Linked DNA regions of Homo sapiens: region 2 is linked to region 1. A link is a loop called in an ENCODE intact Hi-C map of the cell type or tissue named here. Cell type or tissue: Calu3. All regions are shown on one strand. Each heading gives the region's core, and the rest is flanking DNA. Links, peaks and the distances in the headings are about the cores only. Region 1 overlaps LINC00276 (long intergenic non-protein coding RNA 276). Region 2 holds the start of DDX1 (DEAD-box helicase 1).

Region 1 (16,343 bases), core at 5,687-13,686:
CTCTGGCTTTGTTCTTTTTACTTAGGAATACTTTGTCTATCTGGGCTCTTTTGGTTCCATATGAATTTTATAATAGTTTTTTTTCTAATTCTGTGGATAATCATTGGTAGTTTGATAGGAAGCGTATTGAATCTATAAACAAATTGCTTTGGGCAGTACGGCCATTTTAACAATATTAACTCTTTCTATCCTTGAGCATGGAATGTTTTTTCATTTGTTTATGTCATCTCTGAATTCTTTCAGCAGTGTTTTGTCATTATCATTGTGGAGATATTTCACCTCCCTGATTAGGTGTACTCATAGATATTTTATTTTTTGTGGCTATTGTGAATGGAATTGCACTCTTGATTTGGCTCTCAGCTTGGACAGTGTCAGTGTATAGAAATTCTACTGATTTGTGTGCATTGATTTTGTATTCAGCAACTTTGCTGAAGTTGTTTATCAGATCTAGGAGCTCTTAATTTTATGTTTAAAAAAAACTTCAGAGCTAAAAAGAACTTAAGAGGTCATCTAGTTAAACCTCTTCTTTTTTATATAAAAATCAATGATTAGAAAAGTGAAATGATTTGTCTAAACACACTCAGAATTGAGCTAAGCTCAGAAGTGGAGCTGTACTAACTATGATAAGTCTCAAGTTATAAGAGGCTGAATCACTTCTACATATACACTCCAGATTTAAGGAGACCAAGTAGCTTATTATTATTAATTAATTTATTTATTTATTTTGAGACAGAGTCTCACTCTGTCGCCCAGGCTGGAGTGCAGTGCTGCAATCTCTGCTCACTGCAACCTCTGCCTCCCGGGTTCAAGCGATTCTCCTGCCTCAGCCTCCAAAGTAGCTGGGACTATGGGTGCATGCCACCATGCCCAGCTAATGTTGTATATTTTTTAGTAGAGACAGGGCTTCACTGTGTTAGCCAGGATGGTCTCCATCTCTTGACCTCGTGATCTGCCCACCTCAACCTCCCAAAATGCTGGGATTACAGGCATAATCCACCACACCCAGCCCCAGGTAGCTTATTTAAGATGGCATAGTGGATTATAGCTTGAGTCAATGTTAAGGGCCAAAAATCTATATTATACTTTTCTGATTTCTTGTTATCACGAAGTCATTATATATGTCATCTTTCCCCTCAGTGAGAGTTAGTGTTGCTATGTTGCATATGCATGTATTTATCCATTGAGTACACATCATTGTCCACCTATCAAGAACCAGGGAATAGAAGTTGGACAGGAGCAGAACCTGCCCCTGTCCTTCATTGCCATGCAAGCCTGTAATGGGGTTTAAATGTACATTGTCAGTAAGGGCTGGCAAGACTCCCATCCATCCTCCTCTTTGAGACCCCCAATCTGCAAACAAACAAACCTGGTCCTTGAAACACTCACTGGTAGTATCTCTCCTCCTAACCAGGCTCTAAATTTCATTGTATAGTCATTGTAACTAGAGCTTGTCAACAGGTCTTGGGACTGAAAAGGAAAGACACATTGCAATATTCTTCTCATAGCTAAGGCTCTAGCTTCACCATCCAAGTACATAGGCCATTGTTAACTGCTAGGCTTTGTCTCCCCTATAGGAGTCTCCTGGAAACCTAGCAGAAGGTAGGGATGTTTAATCTCCCATGTTTATAAAAAGTGTATTCTAGACACAGGGAGAAAAAAATATGAGACTATATTAAATCAGGGAATGAACACGTTTCACCCCACTATCCACACCCTCTCTGCCTCTTGCTCCAAGATTTTTGTCAGCCTGAGATACTCAAGTAGAAGAATAATTTATTCAAGCTATAGCACAAGATATAACAAATTTGTTTCTTTAATAAAAATCAAAGCATCCATCAAAAGCAATGAATGAAGTTCTATATATGTAGAAGCAGACTACTTCATGTCAAATGTTAACCTTAGAAGTAGGTAAAATCTATTGATGAGGGGATAACAAGTGTGAAAAAAATTCATACTGTAAATAGTTTCCATTCCTATTTACTGCTCATATTCCATGTTTCAGGAAGTGTGCTAGATTAGGGAAACTTTCTTTACTTGACTACAGTTATACCCTATACATTGCCATCCTTTGAAACTTATCCACCTAAGAAATCACAAATTCAGACTTTCATGCTCAGAAAACAATTGCTATACTGCAGACTTATTTTCTCAGTCAAGTCCACTGCACCCGAACTAGGCTAAGCCACCCTGACATATCTCTTTGCATACCCTTAATCTATTTGTAACGCTCACCAGAATTATGTCATACCCTTAATCTATTTGTAACACTCACCAGAATTATGTTCCTACTGCATTTTCTAGTAGACTATAAAGCATGATGAAGTGGAGGAATGTGTTTGTTTTGCCCTCATTGTAATTTAGCACTTAGCACAGTGCCTGGCACACACTAAGTGTTCAAATATACACATATGTATGATAAGTAAATAAGTAATGTATATGTATATGTATAAGTATGTATATGTATATGTATATGTATGATAAGTATATGTATGATAAGTAAATGTATACATGTATATTACATAGTCCTTCCCTCAAGATCCTTATGGCCTTATAGTAGGATACAGATAGATAAATGTAGGTTCTCCAATATGTAAGAGATACAAAGTAGAACTTCATAAATCTGTAACATGAGCATATAATTCACATAGAATGCAGAGAGAACTAATTTGACCTCAGTTAGTGAAAGGATCAGCAAAAGTGTTAAAAAGAAACTGATGCTGGAATCTAGAAGGAGTATTTGATGTGCTTTAGAGGAATAAAGAGTGGAGATAGATTCTTCCAGACAGAAGCAGAATCATGAACTTAGATATCAAAATATGAGAGCACTGTTATATCAAGGGAAATGCAAGCGAGTTAGCAGAAGCCACTAAAATTCATTAGGCAGCAGAGAAGCACGAACGGTGTGGATAATAGAAAAGAGCTAATAATTATAACAAGAATTATTAGAGAAAGTTTTATATGCAGATAATCTTTGAGATGAGTCTTAAAGGAGAAATCTCTGGAGAAAATGGGTAAAGGCATTCTAGAGAACAAGATATCATGTATACAGAAAGGAGGGATATGGAAATTTATGATGCAATTGGTATGAACCAATCAGGAAATGGTAAATAGATTGATGGGTAATTTAGGGTAGACTCTGTTTGGGTCAGGAGGTATGAATGAAAATTGAGCCTAAACTTGCAGAAGTATACAAATTGTGAAGACCTAATATAATGTTAAATTGTCTGTGTTCTAACCTACAGGTACTAAAAATGATCAGATAATTATGAGCCTAATGGGATATACTATATTTAGATTCTCTTATGGACTATGTTTGAGGTGAGAACTATATAAATCTGGAGAAGAGAGAAAGGGAAAAGACAATTAAGAGGAGAGTAAAGTTGAAGGAGAAGTGTACCCTATCCAACAAGATAACCCTGGGGGTAAGTTGAAGCAGAAAGAAAACTGTAGAAGGGGAGATAGGGGAATATGGAGAAGTACACTAAAAAGCACATAAGGGAATATGGAGAAGTCAACAGGAAAAGTATGTAAAGGAACAAGGAGAAGTGCAGAGCAACACGGAGAAGAGGAGAGAAGGCTGAGTTTTGGAGGTGGATACGTTTGAGTTTTACACAGAAACAAGGTCATATTTGTTTTTGGAAATATAATTTATCCAATACCGATTCTTTTGTTGTTTACTATTTTCTTCTTTGTTGTTGTTGTTTTCTTGAGATGGAGTCTCACTCTGTCACCCAGGCTGGAGTACAGTGGTGCAATCTCGGCTCACTGCAACCTCTGCCTCCCAGGTTCAAGCAATTCTCATACCTCGACCTCCCGAGTAGGCAGACTACAGGTACACACCACCATGCCCAGCTAATTTTTGTATTTTTAGTAGAGATGGGGTTTCACCATGTTGGCCAGGCTGGTCTCAAACTCCTGACCTTAGGTGGTGATCTACCTGCCTTGGCCTCCCAAAATGCTGGGATTATAGGCGTGAGCCACCGTGCCCGGCCTGTTGTTTACTATTTTTGAACCTAGTGTCTTACCGTCATGTGTACTGAAAAAATACTATTTTCAATAAATACTGTTTCTTTTGTTCCTTCAATTTATTTTTCTCTTTACATTTCCATAGTAACAGTTATCTCAACATCTGGGGTCCGTGACTAAGACAGTGACTTTCTTATCCACTAGTGTATTCTCAGTACCTCAAGGAAGTATCTTTCATGTGGTAGCTGATCAATAAACATTTAGTTTATTAATGAATGAAAAGATGTGAGCAGTTGATGGAACTGGTCCTAAATCCATATTTTGTATAGAAAACTCTGCAGAAATGTCTCATTTGAATTTATTTGTTGATGCATACTGTGTTAAGTAGAGCATTATCCCAAAGAAATGACAGTGTCAAAATGGGATAAAAACCCCAAAGCAAAAGTCCCTACCAGTTTAAGGCTAGATGATGATGATGGTAAATACACCAGAAAAGAGCTCAGAGAAAGAGAAATTGAGGCACAGTCTATCATTCTCAAGTCACTGGATGGACAGGGATCTTCCTGGTTCTGTTTGCCTGAGTGAATTGGCTGCAACCCAGAAAGAACACTCAAAAATGTACTGAACAAGGTCGGGGGTGGTGGCTCATGTCTGTAATCCCAGCACTTTGGGAGGCTGAGCTGAGCAGATCACCTGAGGTCAGGAGTTCGAGACCATCCTGGCAAACATGGTGAAAGCCCATCTCTACTAAAAATACAAAAATTAGCCAGGTGTGATGGCAGGCACCTATAGTCCCAGCCACTCGGGAAACTGAGACACAAGAATTTCTTGAACCTGGGAGGTGGAGGTGGCAGTGAGCCAAGATTGTACCACTGCACTCTAGCCTGGTTGACAGAGTGAGACTCCATCTCAAAAAGACAAAAAAAAAAAAAAAAAAGTACTGAATGTAAAAGAATGAAATATATATTGAGAGAATTTGGGGTGAGGAAAACAAAGCCCCCAGAAAGAGCAATGCAAAACTTAAGATCCAAATTCATTTTATACCTACCTGTAGAGAACTTCTGAAGATTTGTTAAATCTACTAAACAGTAGATTTAACTGCAATCACTAGACAGTCAGAAAATTAGCTTCTTCAATAGGTACCATTTTTATCTTCGCTCAAAAAAATGAAATGTTCTTCTTGTTCACTTTATAGATTCCTGACTGCAAATTCAGCAGGTTAGTGTGCCAAGTTCCAAAATACAGCGATCATAATCATTCTCTATATTTGTATAACACCTTTGTTTGGATGGAAACACATATATGAATTTTACATTTATTATTACTTCCCCCTGTGGTAAGGCAATATTTTATTATTAATCACACTACATCACTTAGAAGTAAAGGAGAAAAAGAGTTACCAAAAATGGAAAGAAAGAGAAAAAAAAGACACTTGAAAAGGAAGCTCACCAGTGATTTTTGATAGCAAGGGCATTTGATCCCAAGAACACTCAATTTAATAAGCAATAATGTGATTAATCAGAAGCTCTGCATTTTAATTTTCAGGACACCACCAAATTCACTGTAATGTTAAATTATTATTTAACCAGGACATGTTGCATAGGTTAAATATGTAAGATCCTAAAGTCTTTAGGAAGATTAACTAAAATTTTGAACTTAAAATACCTCCTGTTATAGAATCATACGTCTTTTGATGGAAATTTTTCTCAAATTATTTAAATACGAGTAACATGTGGAGATTTTCAGGATTCCCAAAACAGCTAGTCATACATGTTCTCTTCATCTATAAACTGTTCTCATTAGTTATTTATATAGCCCATTCATGTTTTTATGGAAATAATAAATTCTCTAAGATTAATAATTTATAAATGCATTCAGGATATAAGAAAGAGATGAGCAGAATCTGGTAGTTTCCTTTTAGGTTCTACTAAAATAATAATCTTTCCATTACTGCATCTATGATTTCCCCTGTGTCCTTGGATTAAGCACCTATGCCATCCATCCCATTAAATCTCCCCCATATATCACTTCTTGACCCTTTCACTAACTCTGCTTGACTATTATAACTGCTAATTTATAACCTTGCCTTGCCCTTCTAATTTAAGATGTGATGAGTCACTGACATTAATTTCCCTCCAAAAGATTTTATTTATCTCTTCATTGATTGATTGACTGGTTGATTCAATAAAAGTGAGTAAATGCCTTTATGTTCATCAATAAGAAGGGAAGAAGATAAATGGGATACTATCCCTCTCCTCAAAAATTTCTTACTGTAGATTGAAGTCCTGCATATAAACATTGCCAGCAGAATTAAGTTAACTTCAATATACTGAATTTCTAGAAAGTATTCCTCCCTCAAAGGAAGGACAGTAGAATGTCTTCATCTGAGAAATGGCATTTGAGCTGAACCTTGAAGAACTAGTATGAATTTTCCAGGGGCAAGAGAATTTAACTAGAATATTCTGCTTAGACAAAAGCATGAACTAAGGCATCAAAGCTCAAATTTCACCTTGTCTGGGGATATCTGAAGTTTCTTCTCTGGTTGTTGGGACAAAAAGTGGGGTAATGAACACTATCTCTGATGAAGTTGCAAAGGTTTTTGCAAAAAATAATTCCAATGAATGTGTGATATAAAACATATACGCCAGCCTTCTAAGCCCCCTCACCCCAAACTACATGTTTACTTGCAATTTCCATTGTCTTCCTATGCACATTGCATAAAAATTATATTAATTAGGAGAAAGAGTTATCTTTTTGAAATCAATGTCCAAAATTTTACCCCAGACTAATATGCTTGTTTATGTGACACAGGAATCCCTGTCAAATTTCACATTTGGTTGTACAGTCTAAGAGTCAATATTTTAAGTACCACAGCAAAGTTACACATAGGAAGTTCCATATGTGGAAATGTGATGTGGTAAACTTCTTAACTGTGTTTCTTAAAAGTTTGTTGGGAAAAAAACACATGGATAGCCAAAATAACAACTGCAGCTACCATTTGTTGAGGTCCACATTAGGCATCATATGACTTAACAGTAAAACCTCAAATCCTCAAATCCTTTCTGAGATAGATATCATTAATTCCATATTTTTTAATTAAAAATAACTGAGGTTCTAAAGGTTGGAATTGACCTACATGACACAGCTCGCAAGAGACTAAGGCAAGATTTGGAGGATGTTCTGACTCCTTCTACTATGCACCAAGAGCTCACTGACTTTACTAGACACGTTTTTATGTGTTTGTAAGAATTACAAGCTGAGTTAAAGGCTTGTCAATACACATTTACTTTAATATATTATTCTCAGTCAGTTGACCAACATTTTTGGAGGATACTAACATTCATTCCAAATTTAGTATGTGCCTGGTTCTGTGATAGATAATGTTACCTCTTGGATACCATTTTATCTTTATGCCAGCCCTGTTTAAATAATACTGTCTTATTTCATTCTTAGGAAAGAAATCAAGCTCAGTGAATTTAAATATGACTACATACACCTGAAGCTGAAATTTGAAAATATGTAATTGAATGGATCTAGCTTCTGAAGCTAGATGACTCATGGCTAATGAGTAGGGAATCACCTGCATTGTTGGCCATTGAAACTCTTATATAAAGAAAGTACTTGTTTTTCAAGGATTGTATTTACATTCTCTATTTGAGAAAGTACTGACCTTTGATAATGAAAGACTGCAATTGTTATATTCTATTAAGGAACTTTAGTCAACAGTCTGGCTTACAACGGACTGGTAATATTTTATGAAGGAAATGTACCTGATTGCTCTTCTTTCTGTACTGAAAGTGGCACAGGACTTATAGTCAAAAACCCAGGACTGGCTGAAAGCAGTGGCTCATGCCTGTAATCCCAGCACTTTGTGAGGCTGAGGTGGGCAGATCACCTGAGGTCAGGAGTTAGAGACCAGCCTGGCCAACATATAAGGAAACCCCTTATCTACTAAAATAATACAAAAATTCACTGGGCATGGTGGTGCACACCTGTAGTCCCAACTATTCAGGAGGCTGAGGCAGGAGAATCGCTTGAACCAGGGAGGTGGAGTTTGCAGTGAGCCGAGATCGTGCCACTGCACTCCAGCCTGGGCGACAGAGCAATACTCCATTTCAAAAACAAAACAAAACAAAACAACAACAACAACAACAAAAACAGGACTGAGCTTTTATTTAGCTTACTGTTAATTATTACTAGCATTAATTAACCTCTTCAGGGTACTATTCACAACGTTACATGCTTTTATACTTTTTGTCATTTAATCTTCAAATTCAGGTTCCTTTGTATTGTGTCTTTCCATCCCCATTTTCCAAATACAGAACTGAAGAAGAGACGTGTTAGTAGCTTGTCTTAGGTAAGTTACCCATTGACAGGCCAAAAAATTTATTTCAAGCCTGTCCTTGGAGACCCCATTGCTGCATCTCAAAATATTCACGGTTACCTTGAGCAAGCCACTTAACTACTCCAACCTTTTGTTTCTCAACTTATAAATTGGTAATAATAATATCTGATCTGAAGCTAGAATGAAATGAGGTCATTCAAGAAAGAATGAAATCATGAAGGAAACAGTTAATATTATTATCAGATACAGAAGTTGTTAACAACAAATCTTGTCATCTCATCTTGTATGAGAGAGAGAAGGCAACAAGATGTGCCTCCGAAAACTTGAGAGTATCCTTCAGATTCTCCTACAAGAAAACTGCTGATGATGGAAGAACTCCACCTTCCATGAATCTGCTGCTGATTTAGGCATTAACGATGTGACTCAGGCCTATGAAAGAGGAGCAAGAAGCACTAAGACAGAGAGGCATGGAAATTCTCCCCTGGGCCCAGCACAATTGTATGGGATTTCCATGTGGATTTTAAGTCTCCTTTTATCTTCCATGACACATAAAGCATCTCCTGGACCTATCTCCTCTAAGACATGTAACCTGACCCACTAGATCACTATTTACCAAATTCCTAAAATCTGTGGTTAATTTGAAAAGAAAGTTATCTCGTGGTGGCACAATGGGACACAATGCTAAAAAGTCTACATATAGCATTTATATATAGCTCAAAGCCAGAAATTGAGCTATATTGTATCAGCACAATTAAGTGGTTATTATAACTTTTTTTAATAAAAGAAAGGCAGGGAATATCACAGAAGTGTGTCTAGAAGACAGGAAGGGGTGTTGTGGGACTTCCCAGTGTTGGTAATCGTCATGGTTCAAAAAATCCCCCAAAACTCATGTTAAAATTGTATTGCTAGCTGGGTGCAGTGGCTCACACCTGCAATCTCAGCACTATGGGAGGCCAAGGCAGGTGGATCACCTGAGGTCAGGAGTTTGAGACCAGCCTGGCCAACAGGGTGAAACTCCATCTCTACTAAAAATACTAAAAATACAAAAATTGCAACGCATGGTGGTGGGCACCTAGAGCCCCAGCTACTCGGGAGGCTGAGGCAGGAGAATCACTCGAGCCTGGGAGGCAGAGGTTGCAGTGAGCCAAGATCGCACCACTGCACTCCAGCCTGGGCAACAAGAGCAAAACTCCGTCTCAAAAGAAAAAAAAAACTTGTATTGCCATTGTTATAATATTAAAAGGTGGAACCTTTAAGAAGTGATTAGGCCATAAGGACTCAACTTACTTTTCCTTGAAGAAATCTAAAAAGGTATTTATCCAATATTCACTGCTGCTTCTCTGCTTTCACCACCCCCAGGCACTAGGGAGAGCTCTGCATCTTCTTCTAAGGTCTCAGTAAGATCACCAAACAGGTTCCCTCTGTGTGTGCACAGTGAAATCCAGTGCCTTTGCCTGGACATGCACAACTGACAAAGAATAGCCCAGTCATGCCTCAGACGGTCCTGTCTCCAGGGAGCGAATGAAGGCAAACCTGTCTAGCACTCCAGAAGACTTGCAAAACCCTGGGATCCTCCTGTAGCAGCGTCTAGAGGACTTGCCACTGGGGGCTGAAGGCTTCATTGGTCTTTTGCACCTCCCAGTTATCACTCTCCCATGGGAATCCTTCAGGTCCTGCTGCGGCAGGTGGGGTTTTGAGAAAGACGTTCATCTGGAGATTAGCCAGTACCCCAAGCATGTGCATACAGGTCAGGTGCTGTCTTCCAGCAATGGGTGGCTGGGAGACCAGATTATGTCAGCCTTCAGTGCCACATGCTGGGCCAGGTCCCGTGAAGCTCATCAGAACCATGTTTATCCACGCGATGTGGGGAAAAGGAAACTCAGTCTCACTTTCACAGCTTCTCCCACAGGTTTTGACAACACAGGAAATGGGAACATACGACATAACCGAAGTTACTTTTTGACTCAAAATATCAAGGGTTGGTGGGGTAATCCTGATGAAATGTCTTCTTTCAGGCCCCATATCCTTCCTGGTCTTCAAAGTGCCAGTCATTTTTCAGTGATTCTTGTCCTCTGCCATCCTTTCCCTGCCCCACTGTCCCCAGAATCACAGGAAACTCAGCACAGCAAATTCCACTTGTATCCTCTTTTTTCATTCATCCTCAGCTCAAATTTCACCCCTATTATCTATACACAATCTGGACACAATCTTTGCTTCTAGTCTCACCACATATGAAATACAGCAATGCTTTCATCCCTGCAGAAATCTTGCCATCTCCTTCTCATACTTCCATGTCATTGCCCACCCAGGCATGGCTCTCAGCTTGGAGTTCTATTCACCCTTATCTCCATGTTACAAATCTGGACCATCCTTCACACACATGTCAAATGCCAGCTTCTCTAAGATGACCTCTCAGATCCCCCAGATAAAAGTGGTCTTTCCTCCTTCTGCCCTCCAAGACTATAGTGTCTGTCTCCCTCATGCCACTTCCTTCTAGAAGAATGTGTTATAGTTAGTAGTTTAATTATTTTTATCTTCTATATTATAATATGCATTTCTGTTGGATAGGGAGCAAATGTGAACTTTGTGAAATGTTACATTGAACAGGTTGTTAGAAATCATCCTCTTATGTCCTGTCCACTAATAGATGAGAAGGCTGAGCTCTAAAGAGAGTATAGAGAGAGAACAAAAGCACAAGTGCTCCCTTCCCATTACTCATCAGTCTTCCTCTCCAGATCTCTGCATAGAAGACAAAGCATTGAACACATCATTTTGAACTTGTACGAGAACCCCGAGTGATTAACAAATTTCTATATGGGGTTTAGAATAAATGTCCTCTGTTCTGTACATATCACCCATTCCCCCATCAACACATATAGCACAAACACAAACAAGGCCAATTTCATTGCACCATCTAGGGTAATATTTTTGAATTTTAAATATCATTAAATCATCAATTGAGCACCTAGTTGTGCTAGTCACAGTATCTGTTGACTTTGGTTTATTAACCCATTCCCTCTTCCTGACAATTCAGCAATTAGAAGAATTATTTCTGTTTTATAGCTGAATAATCTGAAGTTTAGAAATACTAAACAAATAAGCAAAAATCAACTTACACATTCCATGAAACCCATCAATGTTTCAACTACTCCATTCATGAAAGCCGGTTTATTTTTACAGAATTAGGTGTATAAGAGATGCTAAATAATCGCAGCAAGGAAAATTTCAATATTTGTTGAAAAAGTAAATCAGATCAGCCTTCTCTGTGGTCTACATGCACAACAACATCTGGATAAAGTTAACAACCATTTTCCCCTCAAGTCTTGGAAGGGGGACATGCAAATCTGCGAGAGGATCACTCTGACAAGCTAGAGAGTATGGTATCCTATCTATAAATGCAAATGTGACTCTTCTGGAGATGCTGAATCAGATCAGCAGTTAATGAAATGAAGGACATTTGGAAATGCAGAAATGATGAGCATTACTTTGCTCAGAATATCATCATTAAGATCAATTTTTGGTTATTTATGCCTCTCTATTTCCTTCTTGGACTTCTCTGGAGTAATTCTCATTAACTATGTAATTGGTTGCTACGTCTCTTCTTAAGGTAGACAAGCAGACTGCTTCCTGGAAAGGCCATGATCCACTCATTCTTTCTATTCTTCAAGTTTTTGCCGATTTGGGGAGGTTGCGTCATTCCTATTTTAACTCAGATGGACACTCCATTGAAGAGAGAAAGCATTTGCTGCAAAGGGGAGGCTACTGCGTTGGAAAGAAAACTCATTTGACTTAGAATCAAAACACAAAGGAGACTGCATAGACTCTGGGTGACGGGCAAGTTGCTCGACATCTCTGAGCCTCGGCTTATTTGACTTTAAAATAGATGTTATGACGCTGACCTCCAAGGATATTTTGAAGGAAATGCTGTGAACATTACGTAAAGCAGTGCTATCTAATATAAATATACAAGCCACGAATGAAATCTTACATTTTCTAGTGGCTGAATTAATTTAAAACCAGCTAACTTGATTTTAATAATATACTTTATTTATTCTAATATATAGCCAAAATATGATCACTTCAGTGTACAATCATGAAAATATTAAGTTCCATTTCCAAGATCCTTCCAGAGGTGTCTGTTGTAATTGGTGGTGATCTGAATTTAGTGCTTTCTACAATCTTAGTGGCATTGTCACACAGAGGTTTGAGATTGAACTTCGACCAAGTCAACACAAAAAATGGATGCCCTCAATCTTCTGCCTTTTCCAGTGCGGCTGATCCCTTTCATGTTGACTCCAAATGTAATTGTGTTTCTCTCTTTTTCATCTGAAGGCCTCCCTGTGGTGGTTTTGACATTTTTTTCAGTTATGATTTCACTTAAAAGTAAAAACAAAACAAGTATACAACAAGAGAAAAACATCTAGGAAGAGCTGGAATTAGGCAACACCTTCTGAAGCACAGCAGCATGTGTGACGGGAAAGGAAGGTAGACACTGGCAGGGAAATTATTCTGCAAACTTTACCTTGTGAGAAAAGTCCCCAAAACTTTTTTTTTCTTTTTTTTTTTTTGCCACCCAGAAACAGCCTTGCAGGCAACAGGAATTCTTCTACATTTAGGCAAGAGATTAACCAGGTTTTTCTAATTAACGCTTCGCTATTGAAAAAATGTATTAACCTTTACAAGATTTTCTTCCAAAATATACAAAGAGAACCTGGTGGCTTTGGGGGAGGGTGACATAGTGATGGGGCATAAAGCACTTCCCACCAAGCTAGCAAATCACTGTTTCAGTCAGGAAGACAAGAGAGTTCCACGGCAGGCAGAAAACACTAACACAGTCCCAACATGGAGGTCAGACACACTGAAAAATCTCAAATTTTTTCTCAGATTTTAAAAAGTTGAGCTGCTTGATTTGGCGAATCCAAATTGCATTTGCTGTCTCTGTAAGGGTCATATGAAATGTTCAGCTCACTTTATTTTAAATTATGAATAGAGGACATAATGCTTTCTTCAAGAAATGAAGTAAATTTTAAATGAAAGACAACTTTCAAATCCAAATTATAGTCAAATTGAGATGGGCAGTGGGGGAGGGCATGGGGGCAGATAGTAGAGAAAAGGAATGACCCAGGGACAGACAGACAGTAAGAAAGAGATAGCAGAAGGTGTTTTCGTACACATAGGTTTATATTTAATTATGTTTATTATTATTTGAATGCAGTATTTGCATTATGTGTTTCATACATGTTTATATTTATTATTTGTATGTATGTTTACATTTATATTTACACATGTATGTATATATTACATGTATATACATATGTGCATGTGTTTATATATGCATACATGCATGGGTATGCATGTATATACATGCATACATATATGCATAAATATAAATATAAACATACATGCAAATAATAAACATGATTAAATATAAATATACACACATACCAACTTTTTTCAGCCTTCTAGAGGGATAGAGGGATGGGTCTGTAAGGTAATAGGAGAGATTCAGGTTCAAAAACAGAGAATGCTGTTCTCACCTTCTCGCTGCCCAGAAGGCCCACGTTAATGCCCCTCTTTGCAAATTTCCACTCCCTTCAGGTCTCAGCAAAAGTTTCTTTCTGCATAAAATTTGCCTGATTTGCCCCCACTCCAAAATGGCTCCCTTGTCTATCACCCTTATTATCTCATACACGAAAGTGGTTTCTTAACAGTTACCACATTCCATGGAAACAGACACTCTTCATAGCAAATTGCACTATTATTTTTTGTAACCCTGAGAAAGAAAATCCCCACCAATTAAACTATGAAATAATGCTTTCTTATCATTTAAAAGTAGTATTTTAAACTTACTGAAAGAGGCTTTAGACTTATTTAGAGCTAGAAGAAATGACAAAAGGAATGGCTGTGGGTGACCATGTCCGTGATGGTGCAGGTCACCATAGCCACCTGACTGCTTGCATTTTTAAAAACAGCATTAATTGTAAGATTTTAATTTTAGACATATTAAAATGTAGATCAATATTGTCTCAAAATTGACAAAACGTGGTATTTTTCTGCTGTAATAAAATAGATTCTGAGCTTCCTGAGAGTATGGTTAGCGTGTTTGTCATACATACTACAAATTTATCCCTACAGTTCCTTAAAAATGCTGCTTACAAGGCATCATGATGTAGTGGAAATCTAGGCTTTGGAGCCACTCACTATCTGAGTCCTTTAAGCAAAGTCTACTTAATAGTGCTAATATGTAGTTAGCTGAAACAATGTACCTACATAATTTAATTCAACGCCTGTCACATGGTAGTCACTCAAAAATTATTAGCTTGTTGAAAAAACTGAATTGACAATAGAACTCAGCTGGGAGGGGGGAAATCATCTTTCTTTTCACCCTTCTCCTGTCACCATGTCTTGATATTTCTGAGGCTGAGCTGCTGAAGAGCTTGTTCCCAAGGGCATGTAGAAGGATAATGGGGTAAATTAGTCAGGCTCGAGCAATCCCTAGATAAACTTTAAACCCAAGGCCACAGGTGCCTTGTGGCTCTTTTGATCTCATGGAAAGGAAGAACAGAATATGCAGTAAACATAAACTATCCGTTGAAGCTTCCAAGGTCTGTGGACAAGAGTCCAGCAGTGTCCAGTGGCAAAAACAGGACCAGAGGAAGTTACACAGAAGGGTAAGGAACAAATAAAGGTCACTTTCCTGGCTTAAAAATAAAAAATCTCCAGCTGTCCTGATGTGATCCAATTTAACGAGGTGTAGAAATCCAGAGCTCTTTGAAATTTTAAAGCAATTACAACACAAATGACTCCAAAGCAGGACGATCTTATTATGGTGAGGCCATAAAATGCTAACTTCAGAATGTCAGGAAAGCAGAACTGTTCTTTGCTGGCATGTCAGAATATATGGGAAGTTTGTGGAATTGTCAGCACCTGATTATTCTTGGAGGCTTGTTTATTGCACCAAATGCAGGATTTCTTTTGGGACTGTTTTTATTATTATTACCAAGGATGGTGGGCACCTGTTTCTATGCATTCTGAAAAGTTTATTTCTGCATGGTGCATAGTTCAATGGAGGGAAAAACAATGACATTAGAGAATTGTATTTTCTGTTGATACATTGGGCTAAATTGGCTTATGAAAACACCTATCAGCTGCCCCACCCTTCAGGTGGTTGCACTAATAAGGTGGTTCGCAAAGTGTGGTCCTTAGCAGGATCAGCATCATATGGGAACTTATTTTAAAAAACAGACAATTGGCCTCACCCCAGATGTACTGAATTAGAAACACTGAGGGTGGCACCAAGCAATCAGTGTTTAAAAAAAAAAAAAAAAAAATCCCCTTCCCCCCCAGGGGATTCTGATGCCTGCTCAAGTTTGGGAACTACTGTATTAATGCATCCACAGTAAGACCAGCCTGATTACCAGACCCCTAAGCCTGCTTTGTTTAAATGAGGAACAGGCTCTTGGTTCCTCCACAGATGTCCAGTTTCTCCCTGGGGTCTAAATTTACCCCTGACTTCAAATGGGATTTAGGGATTTCTGGTGCATGATATCAAAACCAAGATTGTGTTTTTGCAGAAGAAAGAAGCCTCCTCAGTCACCCAGGGCCATTTAGAAAATGTTGCTGGAATAGGTAATATAAAAGTTCATAATAAAACATAACCTGAACTGTTTAAAGAGAATATTCTTCAGGAATTGTAGTGTTGTTCTGGTAACAGAATCTCTAACTTATGCCCTGTCTGAGATTCCCTTCTGATATCCAGACTAGAGTTTCTGTTGCTGTAAAGTTGGGAACTCCTTTCTCTTTGCAATTTATCTTCCAAATCCAAAACAGAACCACACGAAATTAGATAGGACTCGGCCCTAAGATACCGAGCTGTAGCCGCCCCTTGCACCTGGCCCTCTGAGGCTGTCTGATGCACCTGTGAGTGTTGCTCATGGCTGCCCATGAGTGTCCCACACCCAGACACTGGGTGCCGTTGTCACCCCCTGAGGACCCTCCCGGATGATACAGCTCACTTGAAAGACCATTTGTT
Region 2 (15,120 bases), core at 7,121-15,120, 1.3 Mb after region 1:
AACTACAACAACCCATTCCAGGCAAGACAAATGGTCCAGACCCTTCAGAATAAAAGTCAGTCTGGGTCACCAAATCAGGTCTCATGACCAGCTGTGGTGCTTGCTTAGAGCAAATGGAATACAGAACAGATAGTGGAAGAAGGTACAGTAGTTATAAATACCAGATATGACCACATAACTAGTTATAGAAACAAGGACTGTAATTGCCATGAGTATTTCTTCCTTATTTTGTTATGAATATATTTGTGTGTTTATAATGTATATATGTATGTATATATATGTATATGTGTGTATATATGTGTAAATGTGTGTATATATGTGTATGTTTGTATATATATATGTGTGTATATACATCTGTTTTGCTATACGTATGTACATACATATATGGCAAATGTCTTTATTTATGTATTTATTTGGTAGAGACAGGGTCTCACTATGTCACCCAAGCTGGTTTTGAACTCCTGGACTCAAGCGATCCATCTGCCTTAGCCTCCCAAGGTGCTGGGATTACAGACGTGAGCCACTGTGCCTGGCTGCAAATATCTTTGTTTTCTTCCCTCTTATCTCCTCATGTAACATAAGATACACTCATTTTATATTATAGTACCTAAGTATTGTTAATTTTATATCTAAATATTGACATAAAAATAGAATGTCAAGGAGAATAAACATCATCCAAGAGTTTTTACATCCTCTCCTGGGGAAGGAGCTAGTGTGTTTTCCAGTGTACACAGGACAGTTGTATCATCTTAGGTGGAATTATGACCTTGTTATTGTGTTTACTTGGAGATTAAGTATGGGTTAAGGAGATGCGTATGGGTGCCAAGTTGACAAGGCATGCATGTGTGATGTTTAATATTACGTATGAATATATGTGGGCTATGGTGCCCAGATATTTGGTCAAACATATTCTGGGGCTGGGCACAGAGGCTCATACCTGTAATCCCAGCACTTTAGGAGGCTGAGGCAGGCAAATCACTTGAGGTCAGGAGTTGGACACCAGCCTGGCCAACATGGTAAAAGCCTGTCTCTACTAAAAATACAAAAATTAGCCAGACATGGTGGCAGGCGCCTGTAATCCTAGCTACTCAGGAGGCTGAGGTGGGAGAATCGCTTGAACCCTGGAGGCGGAGGTTGCAGTGAGCTGAGATCACGCCACTGCACTCCAGCCTGAGCAATGGAGAAAACTCCATCTCAAAAAAAAAAAAACCCCAAAAAACAAACATATTCTGGATATTTCTGTGAGGATGTTTTTGGATGAGATTTACATTTAAATTGGTGGCTCACACCTGTAATCCCAGCACTTTGGGAGACCAAGGGGAGGTAGGACGATGGCTTGAGCCCAGGCATTTGAGACCAGTCTGGGCAATATGGTGAGATCCCCAACTCTATAAAAAATACAAACAATTAGCTGGGTGTAGTAACATGTGCCTGTAGTCCCAGATACTTGGGAGGCTGAGGTGGGATCACTTGAGTTCAGGAGGTCAAGGCTGCAGTGAGCCATGATCAGGCCACTGTACTCCAGCCTGGGTGACAGAATAAGACCCTGTCTCAATAAATAAATAAGTAACCAAATGAATAAACAGTTGGCCTTTGAGTAAAGTGGATTGCCCTCCATAATGTGGGTAGGCCTCATTCGGTTAAAGGCCTTGATAGAACAAAAGGCTGACCTCCCCCAACAAGAGGGAATTCTCTAGCAGATGGTCTTCGGGCTTCAACGGCAACATCAACTCTTCCTGGGTCTCCAGCCTGCCAGCCCACCCTATAGATTTTGGACTTGCTAGCCTTTTATAATCATGTGAGGCAATTTCTTAAAATAAATCTCTTTCTATATACACACACATCCTATTGCTTCTGTTTCTCTGGAAAACTCTAACACATCACCACACCAATTTATACCTTGTCCCATGTTTTCTTAAAATGTAATGTTGAGTCCAAGCACTATGGCTCACACCTGTAATCCCAGCACTTTCCAAGGCCAAGGTGGAGGAATTGCTTAACTCAGGAGTTGGAGACCAGCCTGGGCAACATAGTGAGACTTTCTCTCTAAAAACAAATAAAAAAATTAGCCAGGTATGGTGGTGCACACCTGTAGTCCCAGCTACTTGGGAGGCTGAGGCGGGAGGACGGCTTGAGCCTAGGAGATTGCGACTGCAGTGAATCATGATTGTGCCACTGCACTCCAGCCTGGGAGACAGAGCAAGACCCTGTCTCAAAAAGAAAAAAAATGTAATGTTGACGCTCCTCCTTCAAGTGGTGGCATCTATGATCCCTCCCCTTGAATCTGAGCAACCTTGTAATTATCTTAATGAATAAAATGAGAAGGAAATGACACCACTTGACTTCTGAAGCTTGGTCAATGAAGGCCACATGGCCCTTGGGATACTCACCTTTGGAATAAAGCCACAGTGTTGTGAAAAAGCCCAGGCTGCAGCTGGCCAACAGTCCCAGCTGGGTCTCATCCCAGCTAGGATGAGCATTAACTGAGTTATGAGAGTGACAACTTTGTCATGATTCCAGCCCCTGGACAAGGTGAGTATTGTGGAACAGAAATAAGCCATCCCTGCTGTGCCCAGGTTCCTCACCCTTAAAATCTATAAGCAAAGCAGACACATGTTTTAAGTCAAAAACATATTGGGGTAATTTGTTACGCAGCCATAGTAACTGGACCACCACCATTCAGAGCTACAGTGGAAGCAGCCTTTATAAATTCCTATTTTTATTATTGTATCATAGAAAACAGGCAGTATAAATTCTTATATTCAGAATTGTTTTCTCCAGGCATTTTGAACATTCTTGACCATCTTTTTTATTACCTACCCCTCTTTTTCATATAGCAAGTGGTTTTGTTTCAGTCTACTAAAAAAAAAAAAAATCACAGACCTTGTTAACAAGAAAACCTGAGATCAATTTCACAGACAGGAAGGAGGTGCAGCGAAGCAAGGAACCTGGGCGGGAGGCTGAGAAAGCGAGCCTGAGCTCTGTGTGCAGGTGCAAAATGGCTCTGTCGCAGGTGATGGAATTTGGGGATCCTGGCAGATTCTGGGCTGCTGGATTTGAAACATGTGTCTGACGTACATTCTGTTGTTAAACACCCATAAGTTTAGACTCCAAATGTGGCACCATTTCCTCTAGGGCTGACAGCATCACTCACAGAGGCTGACGAACACTCAAGATGGTGGGCGTGGGAGACAGGGACGTTCGTGCCTGCCGGCCAGTCGGCAGCCTACCATAAATTGTGTCCCTGCCTGGCTTGCATATGCGGAGAGTGACGCAGTTAGTGAGATCTCTTTTTCTGTTTTACAGTCCTTCTGAAACTCATCCGGGTTGCCCTTTGTCTCCCTCTCCCCATATATCTGGAGTGATGGACTTTATGACCACTTCTTCAGGGGATACGGAATTATAGATCTCTGGATTTATGTCTGTTTGCCAGGCCCCCTCTGGTCCCTGCACCATAAGGTGAATGCCGGGTCAGCGAGAATGATGTTGCATTCTAATAGATCTGGACCAGTTTCTGACAACTTATTTTGACAAAAGCATAAAATTCAATGATTGTTGCTCAACTCAGAAGTTATAGGAAATATGGGGGGGGAAAAAAGGATGTTTAAATGTGAGCCTCCCTATCTTCAAACTGCTCTGTGAGTCTGGTAAATTGTGAAAAACACAGAAAGCTAAGCCAACAAATTTAATGACAATGGCAAGTCTAGAAGCAACATAATTTACCCCAGAGAATGTGATATGAACATACTTTTTCCTGAGACTGAGGCATCACCACCTGCCACATGAACACATAAGGGGGTCTGTTAGGGAAGCAGGGATATGGTAGCCAGCCTTTGGGTTGCCTGCCCCACAAAAGATCCTTGTCTACTGGAATTCACACCTTTGTGTGTATTAGTTCTCTTCCATGCTGAATTGGCCTGTGTGGCCACTAAGATATCACAGAAGGGATAGTGTGACTTTGATGGCTATGCCATAAAAGATAATATTTATTCTGCTTTGTTCTCTAGGATGGCTTGCTTTAGTGGGGAAGGGTGAGGGGTTCCCAGCTGCAATATCATGAGAACACTGAAGTGGCCCAGGGAGAGATCTATGTGGAGAAAAGCAGAGGCCTCCCACTCACTGCCAGCACAGACAAGGGAGTGACCAAGCTTTAAAAACTGATCTTTCCGCCCTAGCAAAGCCTTGTGATGACTGCAATCCCAGCTAGCAGCTTGGCTACTACTGCAAGAGTGACTCCAAGTGGAACCTGCCTAGCCAAGCTGCTTCTGAATTCCTGTTCCACAAAAGCTGGGAGTAATAATAAATGTTTATTGTTTTAAGTTACTAGATTTTGGGGCAACTGGTTTCGTAGCAATAGATAACTAATGAGAGCATATAAATTAGGATTAGGTTTGGCTGCGTGAGACAGACTGCCCTCATCTCCCCTTCCTGCAAAGAAAGAAGATAGATCTTTATTTCTCTCTCATTTAAGAAATCTAGAGTCACAATTTTTGGCTGGTATGGTTCTCCAAAGGTGTCAGAGACTCAAGCTATTTTTCTGTTATTTTTCTGCTATTCTCAGTATATGGCTCTCATTTAGTGGTCCAAAATGGCTGCTCAAACCCCAGCCATCACATCCTCATTCCATCCAACAGGAAGGAAGAAATAAGGAGGAACACAACACCTCCATTATGGACATTTCCCAGAAGTCACATTTGACACCTCTGTTTATATACCACTGGTCAGAACATGGGTATATGGCCATATATAGCTACCAGGAAGGCTGGCAAATAGAGTATTCTGAGCAGCCATATGTCCAACTAAGTCAGAAGTTTAAGGAAAAAGAGAAATAAACATTGGGGAAGCAGGATTTGCTGCAAGTTGCTAGCTTAGTTGAATCTGAATGATAATTAGGAGTTTGCCAAGAAGATAGGTGTTATTATAGTTTGTTATATTGTAAATGCACCTACTACATTACAGAAGATGGTATATTATAAATGGCTGCAAACTCTTTGCAATTTACTGCATTGAATGTTAGAGTCTGTTTCTCCTCCCCATGAGTCATAGGCTGGTCCTATGACTTGTGTTGGCTGACAGAATGTAATAGAAGTGACACTGTATTACTTCCAAGGCTGGCTTAAGAGATATGCAGCTTTTGCTTTCTACTTTTGAGACACATCTTTGTGGTACTATGTAGGAAGTCTGTCTTCCCTAATACTAATCCCACTGTGAGAAAGTCCAAGCTGGCCACGTGGACAGAGCAATATCATGTAGAGGAATAATGGGCGACCACACATGGGAGTAAAGTCTTCTTTGACCTCCCAGCCCAGCCAAGACACCAGCTGAATGTGACCTAGTGAGTGACCTCAGGGAATGCCACATGGAAAAGAAGAACCAGCCAGCTAAGCCCTGCCCAAATTCCTGACCCCCTAAATTATGAGCAAATATATTGGCTGTTGTAGTATGCCTCTAAGTTTTGGTGTAGTTGTTCACAGCAACAGATAGCCAAAACTAAAAAGGGAAAGCCATTCTAGGGAGAGGGAACAGCATTTTAAAAACTACAGTGGTGACAGGCAATGTGGCATATGCAAGGATTTCTACACAGTTTGATATGCTAGAAAGTAAAATTTGTGGAGAGTGGCAGGTAATAAGGCTGGAAGTAAGCAGGAGGCTGGACATGGAGGACCATCCTATGGAGGGTGGATTCAGGAGCCTTACCAACTAAGAGCTGTGTTGAAGGGGAGAGAGTTTGTTAATGGAAAGACTGACCATAGCAAGATTCAAGATCCAGTGCAAGTACTCCTGAGTCGTTTTTTCCCTCCTAACAGGTAGATCTGGGGCAACCTACACGGACAGCATTTATGGAGGGGGAAGGTTACTGTTACTTGTGTGAAATGATGGGTAGGTTTGTATTCTATATTGTGAGGAAGGACTTTGTGAGGGAGGGGGTTTATGGATGACGATATTGTATTTTCTACTCAACTTCTTTTAGATTAAAACAAATTCTCTCTCTAGCTGCTTCCTCCTTCTTGGTGGTGAGATCCTCAGAAACTAAGCAGCTGGCTTTATCTTGTTCCAGAAGGACCTGGGAATAGGAACTGAGGAGGAGGGTGGATGTCAATGAAAGGACAAACTAAACAACCTAATTTGACTTGTGTTCCCTAGGCTGGGTTCAGAGTCACATCCTCTACTGTATATGTCACATTTCACCTTCATTTTCATTGTGAGGAAATGGCCATATATTCAGGGATAATTTTGGATGTTTCCCTCACAACTCAGGCCAAATGTCTCCTCCGCCTTTTAGCCAGAATAGCTTGATTATTGCTGTATTATGAAACATTCAAAAAATGTTCCTGAAAGATACATTACACAATATCCATAATGATGTGTGTTTTATTTCCTTTCTTTTCTGTACCTCTTAGCAAAGTGTTGGGCTGCAGAAAAAAGAAATTTTAAAGTGGCTTAACTGGGACATTCTCAAGCTGCAAGAGAGGTCTAGAGGTAGACAGACCTGGGCTTACCATCATTAAGGATCCAGCCTTTTATTTCTGCTTCAGTAGTCTTAGTGTGCGGCTTTTATCTTCGGGACTCATTGCTGACTTTCCAGGCATCATATCAATGTTCCAAAGGAAAAACGGTGCATGCCAGACAGATCTTTCCCTTTTGAAAAGCATTCCTGGAAGTCCCAACCTGGCACTGCCAGTTATATCTCTCCAGGCAGAGCTGAGTCTCTGGGCTGTCTCTCTACAAAGGAATCTGGAAAGGTGATTGTTTTCTTCTTCTTCCAAGTTTCCATTTTTTTTTTCTTTTTGAGAAGAGTGTGGCTGTGTCACCCAGACTAGAGTGCAGTGGTGTGATCACGGCTCACTGCATCCTCGACCTCTTGGGCTCAAAAATGATCCTTCATCATGACATCAGGAGATCAAGACCATCCTGGCTAACACGGTGAAATCCCGTCTCTACTAAAAATACAAAAAAATTAGCCCGGCATGGTGGCGGACGCCTGTAGTCCCAGCTACTCAGGAGGCTGAGGCAGGAGAATGGCGTGAACCCAGGAGGCGGAGCTTGCAGTGAGCCGAGATCACGCTGCTGTACTCTACTGTACTCTAGCCTGGATGACAGAGTGAGACTCCATCTCAAAAAAAAAAAAAAGATCCTCCCCCGGCCAGCTTCCCAAATAGGTGGACTGCAGGTGCGTGCCACCATGCTTGGTTAATTTTTTAAAGTTTTGTTAGAGAAAGGGACTCTATGTTGCCCAGGATGGTCTCAAACTCTTGGGCTTAAGTCATACTCCCACCTTGGCCTCCGAAAGTGGTGGAATTAAAGGCATAAGCCACTACGTCCAGCCTTTTTCAGATTTCTATAATAAAGAAAGGCAATGGGAAAGGGGACTACTATTGTTTGAATGTTCCCTCCAAACTTCACATTGCCAATGTAATTTTAAGAGGGGGGCCTTTAAGAGGTGATTGGCCCATGAAGGTTCTGCTCTCATGAATGGGATTGAAGCCCTTGTAAAAGAAGTTTCATGGAGCATTTGGTCTCTTGCCCTTGTACCTCCTGCCATGTAAGGACATAGAGCTCCTCCCTGCTGGAGGACATGGTGTTCAAGGCACCACCTTAAAAGCAGAAACCAAACCCTCACCAGACTATAAACTTACTGGCACCTTAATCTTGGACTTCCCAACCTCCAGAACTGGCAGAAATAATTTCTGTTCCTTATAAATTAGCCATTCTCAGGTATTTTGCTATAGCAGCACAAATGAGCTAACCTAGGAACTGTGTATGGCTTTTGGGTGGTCCATCTACAGAGGCCTTCCCAGGACCCATCCTCTCTACACTTTCCCAGATACCTGAAGGCATTTTTTTTCAGGTCTGCCTTAGTAGTTGCAAAACCATTTGCTCTACAGTGGGATATAATTATAATATAGCTTACTTGAAAATACATAGCATAATATCTTGGGCCCATGGATAACATAGTAAAACTTCCCTATCACATGATTAGTGGGGCCCAAACTACCCAATTACAGAAAATGTGGGGTTATTCTGAGGTTAAAAAAAAAATACTGGGGGCAAGCCCAGGCTGAGGGGTGTGTGTGTGTGTGTTTGAGACAGAGTCTTGCTCTGTCGCCTAGGCTGGAGTGCAGTGGCATGATCTCGGCTCACTTCAACCTCCGCCTCCTGGGTTCAAGTGATTCTCCTGCCTCAGCCTCCCAAGTAGCTGGGATTACAGGCGCCCGCCACCAAGCACGGCTAATTTTTTGTATTTTTAGTAGAGACAGGGTTTCACCATGTTGGCCAGGCTGGTCTTGAACTCCTGACCTCAGGTAATCCACCCACCTCGGTCTCCCAAAGTGCTGGGATTACAGGCATGAGACACCACGCTCAGCCATATGTGTTTTTTAATTATAATTTTTTAAACAGCTTTATTAAGGTATAATTTAAATACCATAAAATTCACTAATGTACAATTCAATGATTCACAGAGCTGTGCAACCAGCACCACAATCCAGTTGTTGAAGACTTCCATCACCCGCCTTAAATGTCGCACGTCCATTTGTATAAATGGAGACAGATGAACAAAAGCCTACGCTGGGAGTTTTTAGGGTCCAGTCCAATCTCTTCTCAGTTTGGCTACAGTTTGGTGCCACCTGGTGGTGTCTGTCCTGGTTTCTGGGACCAGGCCAGGGTTTCTAGGAATCTCCCAGTTAGTAGGCAACCATTAAATCAACCTATTCTTGGGGAGACTAGACCAGCAAAATACCAGACTGAAAGGCACCCATCCTCTATCTTTTGGTTTGGTGAAGGGCCTGGCTGCTGTTTCTCTGCCTGGTGTTATTCTACCTGCCAAGGAGAGGAGCCAATCATACCCCAATTCACATATCCCAATTTGCATTACTGAGGGCACTGCAACACATACATACAAATATCTATAATTATTAAAGCAGTATATTAAGTGAGCTGAACTTGATAAGGCACAAACAGAAAACATTATCTGTTACCTTGAAATCATCTCTATGGGTTATTTCTTTCCCTGACCTAGATGAAGTCTCTGGCATCTTCCAGAGCTTTTCTGGTCACTCTGAGACAATGAAGAGTTGTCTGGTTACTTTCATCTAATTATACCCTCGTTTCTGTAAACTATCATGTCCAGGATCGTGATTGAAATTCACAACTTCAACCAACATCATGGCTTCCTCCTCTTCCTGCTTGGCCTATTCCACGCCAGAAGCCTGCAGTGGGATGGAGGATGGGGTCAGTCTCTTTTCTGTACTCGCCTCTCCCATTAGCTGTTGTTTCTGACTCCTGGGAAGGATAAAGTCTAGGGGATGGGGTGGCGGGTGGGTACACACCTTTATCTGGCTGGGTTTATGGTGATCTGATTCTGGTGCTTTCTGGCTTAGACATGCTCAAGGCTGATTGTTTCTCTTAGAGGGAACTTTTTGTGGTATCTTGGAGATTCTCCTTGCTGGCATCCTCCACATGCAACTCCCATGAGACAAGAGATATCTCTTCTCCAGTTTGGAAGGTAAGGATGCCACTGCGTTCTTTGGGGGGTCTGTGTGCTGAATCATTTAGCTCCTCCGGGAAGTCTCTTGGGCACATTCCCTTTGAAGAAAACTTCCAGTCCACTCTCCACAGATCTATTTATCCCTTGGGGAAAAAATGTCACACGATTCCCCCACAGTTAACTCCTGCAGCAGGCTTCTCTCTCCTTCTCTCTGTCTCTTTTTCTGCCCTGCCACCTCAGGTCCTCCTAGGGACGGCTTCTCAGAGCAGTCCTTACGCTTCCCAAACTCTCAGATCAAAAGTTCTCAGAGTATTTCCCTGAAATGCATTCTTTTCACAGAAATCTTTTCTCTTAATTTGCATCTTTAATTTTTTCATACTTTATCTCTTCCTTGAGACAGGGTCTTGCTCTGCCACCCAGGCTGGAGTACAGTGACACCATCATAGCTCACTGCAGCCTCCACCTCCTAGGCTCAAGAGATCCTCCCACCTCAGCCTCCCAAGTAGCTGAGACTACAGGTGTGCACCATGCCCAACTATTTTTTAATTTTTTTTGGAGATGGGGGTCTCATTATGTTGCCCAGGCTGGTCTTGAACTTCTGGGCTCAAGTGATCCCCTTGCCTCAGCCTCCCAAGGTGTTGGGATTATAGACATGAGCCATCATGCCCAGCCGATTTTTCACACTTTAAAGGTGGGCATTGGCAAAAGGCACAAAAATTAGATTTCAGATTTCCCTTTGGCAAGTCCTGCATAATATGGGTCTTGTATCTCTCCTTGGAATGTGGGGGTACTTGGTATCCATTCAAAACTGGTACACTGCATAACTCTCAGGGTCTTATTTAGACAAAATATAACAAGAATAGAGAATATAATGTGAATAGTGCCCCCTGGAAGTGTAAAGCTGCAGGGCTGAGTGTATTGTCCTGGGCCTTTGGAGCTTCAGGTGAATCCTGTTACATGTAATAGTAATAACAGAGCTAGTTATATTGTCACCATGTGCTATGCACTATTTTAGATGCTTTATGTATTTTATTTGATCCTCATAACTATCATATGAGAAAGGTACTATTGTTCATCCCTATTTCACAGGTAAGTAAACTGAAGCCCAAAGAAGCTTCATGACTTGTTCAAGGTCACACAGCAAGCAAGTGGCAGACCTAGAATCCAAACTCAGAATATGGTTCCCAACTCTGTACTTCTAACCCTATTCTATCTTTTTTATTTTTTATTTTTTTGAGACAGACTCTCCCTCTGTCGCCCAGGCTAGAGTGTAGTGGCACGATCTCAGCTCACTGCAGCTTTCGCCTCCCAGGTTCATGTGATTCTCATGCCTCAGCCTCCGGAGTAGCTGCAACCCTATTCTTTTTTCTTTTTTTTTTTTTTTGAGACGGAGTCTCGCTCGGTCACCCAGGCTGGAGTGCAGTGGCGCGATCTCGGCTCACTGCAACCTTCGCCTCCTGGGTTCAAGCGATTCTCCTGCCTCAGCCTCCCGAGTAGCTGGGACTACAGGCATGCACCACCACACCCGGCTTCTTCTGTGTGTGTGTGTGTGTGTGTGTGTGTGTGTATTTTTTGTAGAGAAGGGGTTTCACCGTGTTAGCTAGGATGGTCTCGACCTCCTGACTTCGTGATCCGCCTGCCTCGGCCTCCCAAAGTGCTGGGATTACAGGCGTGAGCCCCCGCGCCCGGCCGCTGCAACCCTATTCTATCTTGCCTGAGGGTTCCACTTTTCTCCATGACACTCTGGGGCAGGCTACAGATAGCACAGCACGCGCCCTCGCATTGCGCAGATGTGGCTCAGATCCCACGCTGCCATTCGGTAGATATGTGTCTTTAGATAAGTGACTTAACTTTCCCGAATTTTAGAGTCCTCATCTAAAGATTCTAATACCTTCCTGACAGAGTGAGTGTCTGGTTGGGAGGATTCCTCATTTACTTTCCCCATCTCTCTGCAAAGAGAAAGGAGTTAAAATTGCATGGAAGTCAAACCCGAAATTATAAAAGCGACATCAAACATGGGTGAAGGGAGGGAGACCTAAATCATTACTTAGTTTAAAAAAAAAATGTAACAAATACCTACTGGCTGCCAGGCACTCACTGGCATTGGTGCTCAGGGCAATGAATCCAGTCCATCTCTCCGGGTCATTCACACACCAAGGCCCTGCTCACCTTTGGAAAGCTGGGGGACTGAGTGGGGAGGGCACGGTGTGGTGTCAGCCTGAGCCCACTGGATGACCCTAATCACCAAACATCTGCTTCCTTCTCTGTAGCTGTGACCCTGATACCGCGTGGTGTGCTCCGAACACATGGTGCCCAGAACGAAGGCGGCGTCCAGAAGCCCTAGGTCCCAGAGGTCCGCTCAGCGGCAGGCGCATAAGGCGGGGCCGGCGCGGGCCTTTCCTTCCATCGGAACCGTTCTCCCGGGGCTGAGTCCCTGCCCGGACTCCGAACGCCGAAGACCAGGGGCCGGAAGCGCGCGCCGCCACTGCCACGCCGTGTCAGTCGGGAGGGAGGGAGCGAGCAGGCGAAGCCGCGGAGGACGGGGTGAAGATGGCGGCCTTCTCCGGTGCGTTTGTGGAAACTCTGGGGGTGGTGGGGCGGCTTGTTGCACGCCTCAGCCCTGGGGCCGCCCGCGGAGAGCTAAAGGGGCGGGAGCGGACAGGGGTCAGGGAGACAGAAGGGCGCTGTCCGCTGCAGTCCCTGATGGACCCGCGTTGCGGGATCAGGGGCGGCCGCGGCTCGGGTTCGGAGGACGATTCTTCCCAGGAGCGGGCCGGAACGTCCCTCCCCCTGCCCTTTCCCTTCTACCAGTCTCCACTTGGCTTTCCTGCCAGTGCACCTTCGGCTGCAAAATCTAGGCGGCGGCGTTGCTCTGGCGGCTCCCAGACGCCTGGGCCTCCTGCCTCTTAACGTGGCAGTGACCCTTTGGGAACCCTTTTCTGCCCGCGGCTCATCTGGGCTTGGCCAGGCAGAGAGGCGAGACGGCGTGGGGAGGAGTCATTGGGGAAAAATGACGATCCTGCCTCTGTCCAGTTTTTTCAGGCCCTTCCAAAACGTCCCAGGCATAAACCTGATCTTTATTTGTTCTTAAACGTTGTTATATCAACATTAATGTTCAGTGTTGAAGCTAAAGGGAAAGCATTTTCATTAACGTACGCACCAGTCCAACATAAGTTTGGAAAATTCATATTTATTTGCCGTCTGCTACCCTCCTTTATTCCAAATATGATTTGATATGGCTTATCGAACCCTACAGTTGATATTTTCGCCTCTTGCTTTATCATCCTCCTGTTAGGCATCCAGTTTTAGGAAGCTGTAATCAGCCTTAAATGCGCTAAACGTGATACATTTATGTAGCACTTATGTAACGTTTATTGCTATATAAATGTATCACGTTAGGCCTAATGTCCTTTAATGTTATTAACTTTTTAAGATGACTTCAGATGTAGTATTTTATATTTTTTAGTTTTCTTCTGTAAGAATATTAGGAATTCCATATCTCCAGTCATGTAAGATATTTTTTTTCTTTTTTGGGGGGGAGAATGGGGGGGTGGGGGGATGTAGTCTCCTTCTGTCGCCCCAGCTGGAGTGCAATGGTGTGATCTTGGCTCACTGCAGCCTCCACCTCCCAGGTTCAAGCAATTCTCCTGCCTCAGCCTCCTGAGTAGCTGGGATTACAGGCGCCTACCACCATGCCCTGCTCATTTTTGTATTATTAGTAGAGACGGGGGTTTCACCATGTTGGCCAGGCTGGTCTCGAACTCCTGACCTCAGGTGATCCGCTCACCTCGGCTTCCCAAAGTGCAACAGTCATGTAAGATTTCTGACTGTTTCAGTTACATCTTCTAATAGGATTCAATTGGAAACTGCTCAGAGTTGTTGCTGTTTTTCTTTTCCCAACATTCTCCTAAAACGATTTTAGAGCCAAGGTCTGTAGGATAGTTCTAGGTAGTCATTTTATAGGTTCACATCTTTGGGAGTCATACACAAATTTCATGAATGTTAGAGGTAAAGGACTGGAAAAAGTCTGTGATATGAAATAAGACAAAACTGGAATTTCACGAATGTTTCTAATTTTTCCTTAACTGTTAAAAGTATTATACTTAAGGTCCGCTTTCAAAGAAAACTTGCAGGGAACATGACCAGAATGGTACAAGAGATTGTCTGGAATTTACTGAAAATGATATGTTGTTTCTTGTATAACAATTTTGCAAAGAGCTTCAGCTTGCAGTATTCCGTATGCAGTAAGAACACACCACTCCTTTGTTTCAAGCAGTTTGCATTTTAGGAGAGAGAACATAGACTGTAATACAGGTTAATTCTTAGGAAGGTCTGCCTGGATATTCAACTTTAGATCTTCATTAGTTTATCTGTGGCTTTTTTTTTTCCTGAGATTAAGAGCTAGGAAAGTCGCCAGGTGCAGTGGCTTATGCCTGTAATCCCAGCACTTTGGGAGTCCAAGGTGGGCAGATCACGAGGTCAGGAGATTGAGACCATCCTGGCTAACACAGTGAAACCCCGTCTCTACTAAAAATATGAAAAAAAATTAGCGGGCGTGGTGGCATGCGCCTGTAGCCCCAGCTCCTCGGGAGGCTGAGGCAGGAGAATTGCTTGAATCTGGGAGACGGAGTTTGCAGTGAGTGGAGATCATGCCCCTACACTCCAGCCTGGGTGACAGAGTGAGACTGTCTCAAAAAAAAACAAAAGAAAAGAAAAAAAAGAAAAAGAGTTAGGAGAGCCTTCTTTGAAAATGATGATCCTTCTCATCTGATGCAAAGAAAAAGCTACATAATTTTATGAAGAATATTTTCAGTTTGTATGTTTGCTTTATGCCTTTTCACAATGGCAAGAAATACAGAATTTCAGAATTGGTTATTTCTGGGGCTTGGGAATGTTTGATTCTTGTTCTTTTTTTTATAGGAATATATATTTTTATGATAAAGCTATATTTTATAAATACAGACTTAAAATAAAAATCACTTGTCTTTTGGAAGGAAAGTTTAAGTAATCCAACTAACTACTCCATATATAATTACCCTCTACAGTTCATATGAGAAATGATAAAATGACAAAACCCGGTTAGGAGCAACTCATCTCTATTCATTTAGGATGGGCCTTGAAGTAGAATTATTGAGATATGTATACAGTTAAGAACTCAGCAGTTCTTCAGCTGACATTTCCAGGTGCCCACGTTTTCACCACTGACCCCTCCCTCTTCAGTTATTCAGAATTTTGATTATGGCTGCCAATAAATGTGGGTGCTCGCCACTTGTCTATTCATTTTTTTCCAATTGCTGAGGGTATTCACATGGTCCTAGAATAGCCAAGGCACATAACTGCCACATTGTCTCTAAATGCAACAACCCTGTCTATTCTTGGCAGACTTTTCACGAGTCATGAGAGGTAAACAGGCACTGTAGTGGCTACAGTTTATTAGGTGACAACCATGCTCCAGTTGCATTACATGATTATCTCTGGTCTTCATATAGCCCTGCAAGGTAGGCAATATCAGCCCCATTTTGTGTGGAGAAAACAGATTTATAGCTTTGCCTAAGGTCACTTGCTAATAAGTGAGAACTTAGATTTGAACTCAGGTCTTTCTCCAGAACTTGTGCTCTTTCAACAGTGCCACG

What was found. Peaks named below come from ENCODE experiments on the same cell type or tissue, not always from the same donor. Only the 100,000 strongest peaks of a DNase experiment are listed, where the experiment ranks them.
Region 2: it touches region 1 in a loop (6-fold over the local background); 2 of 110 quality-filtered maps call a loop at or near these places.

Annotation. Positions count from the first base shown.
Region 1 is chr2:14,278,452-14,294,794 of GRCh38, forward strand. The region is part of intron 2 of LINC00276 (long intergenic non-protein coding RNA 276); the gene reads right to left. Among named protein-coding and RNA genes, the nearest start is that of LINC00276, 110 kb to the right of the region's middle. In Calu3, for the core only: no CTCF peak of the experiment used is centred there; a DNase peak (open chromatin) is centred at 9,800.
Region 2 is chr2:15,579,897-15,595,016 of GRCh38, forward strand. DDX1 (DEAD-box helicase 1) reads left to right here and starts at 11,972. Exons shown (of 26, transcript NM_004939.3): 1 at 11,972-12,053. The coding sequence starts at 12,038. LOC124905975 (a long non-coding RNA gene) reads right to left here and starts at 11,873. Exons shown (of 2, transcript XR_007086224.1): 1 at 11,564-11,873; 2 at 8,373-11,436. RefSeq lists an enhancer at 12,011-12,070. In Calu3, for the core only: a CTCF peak has its summit at 8,654 (motif pointing left); DNase peaks (open chromatin) are centred at 8,625, 11,925 and 12,335.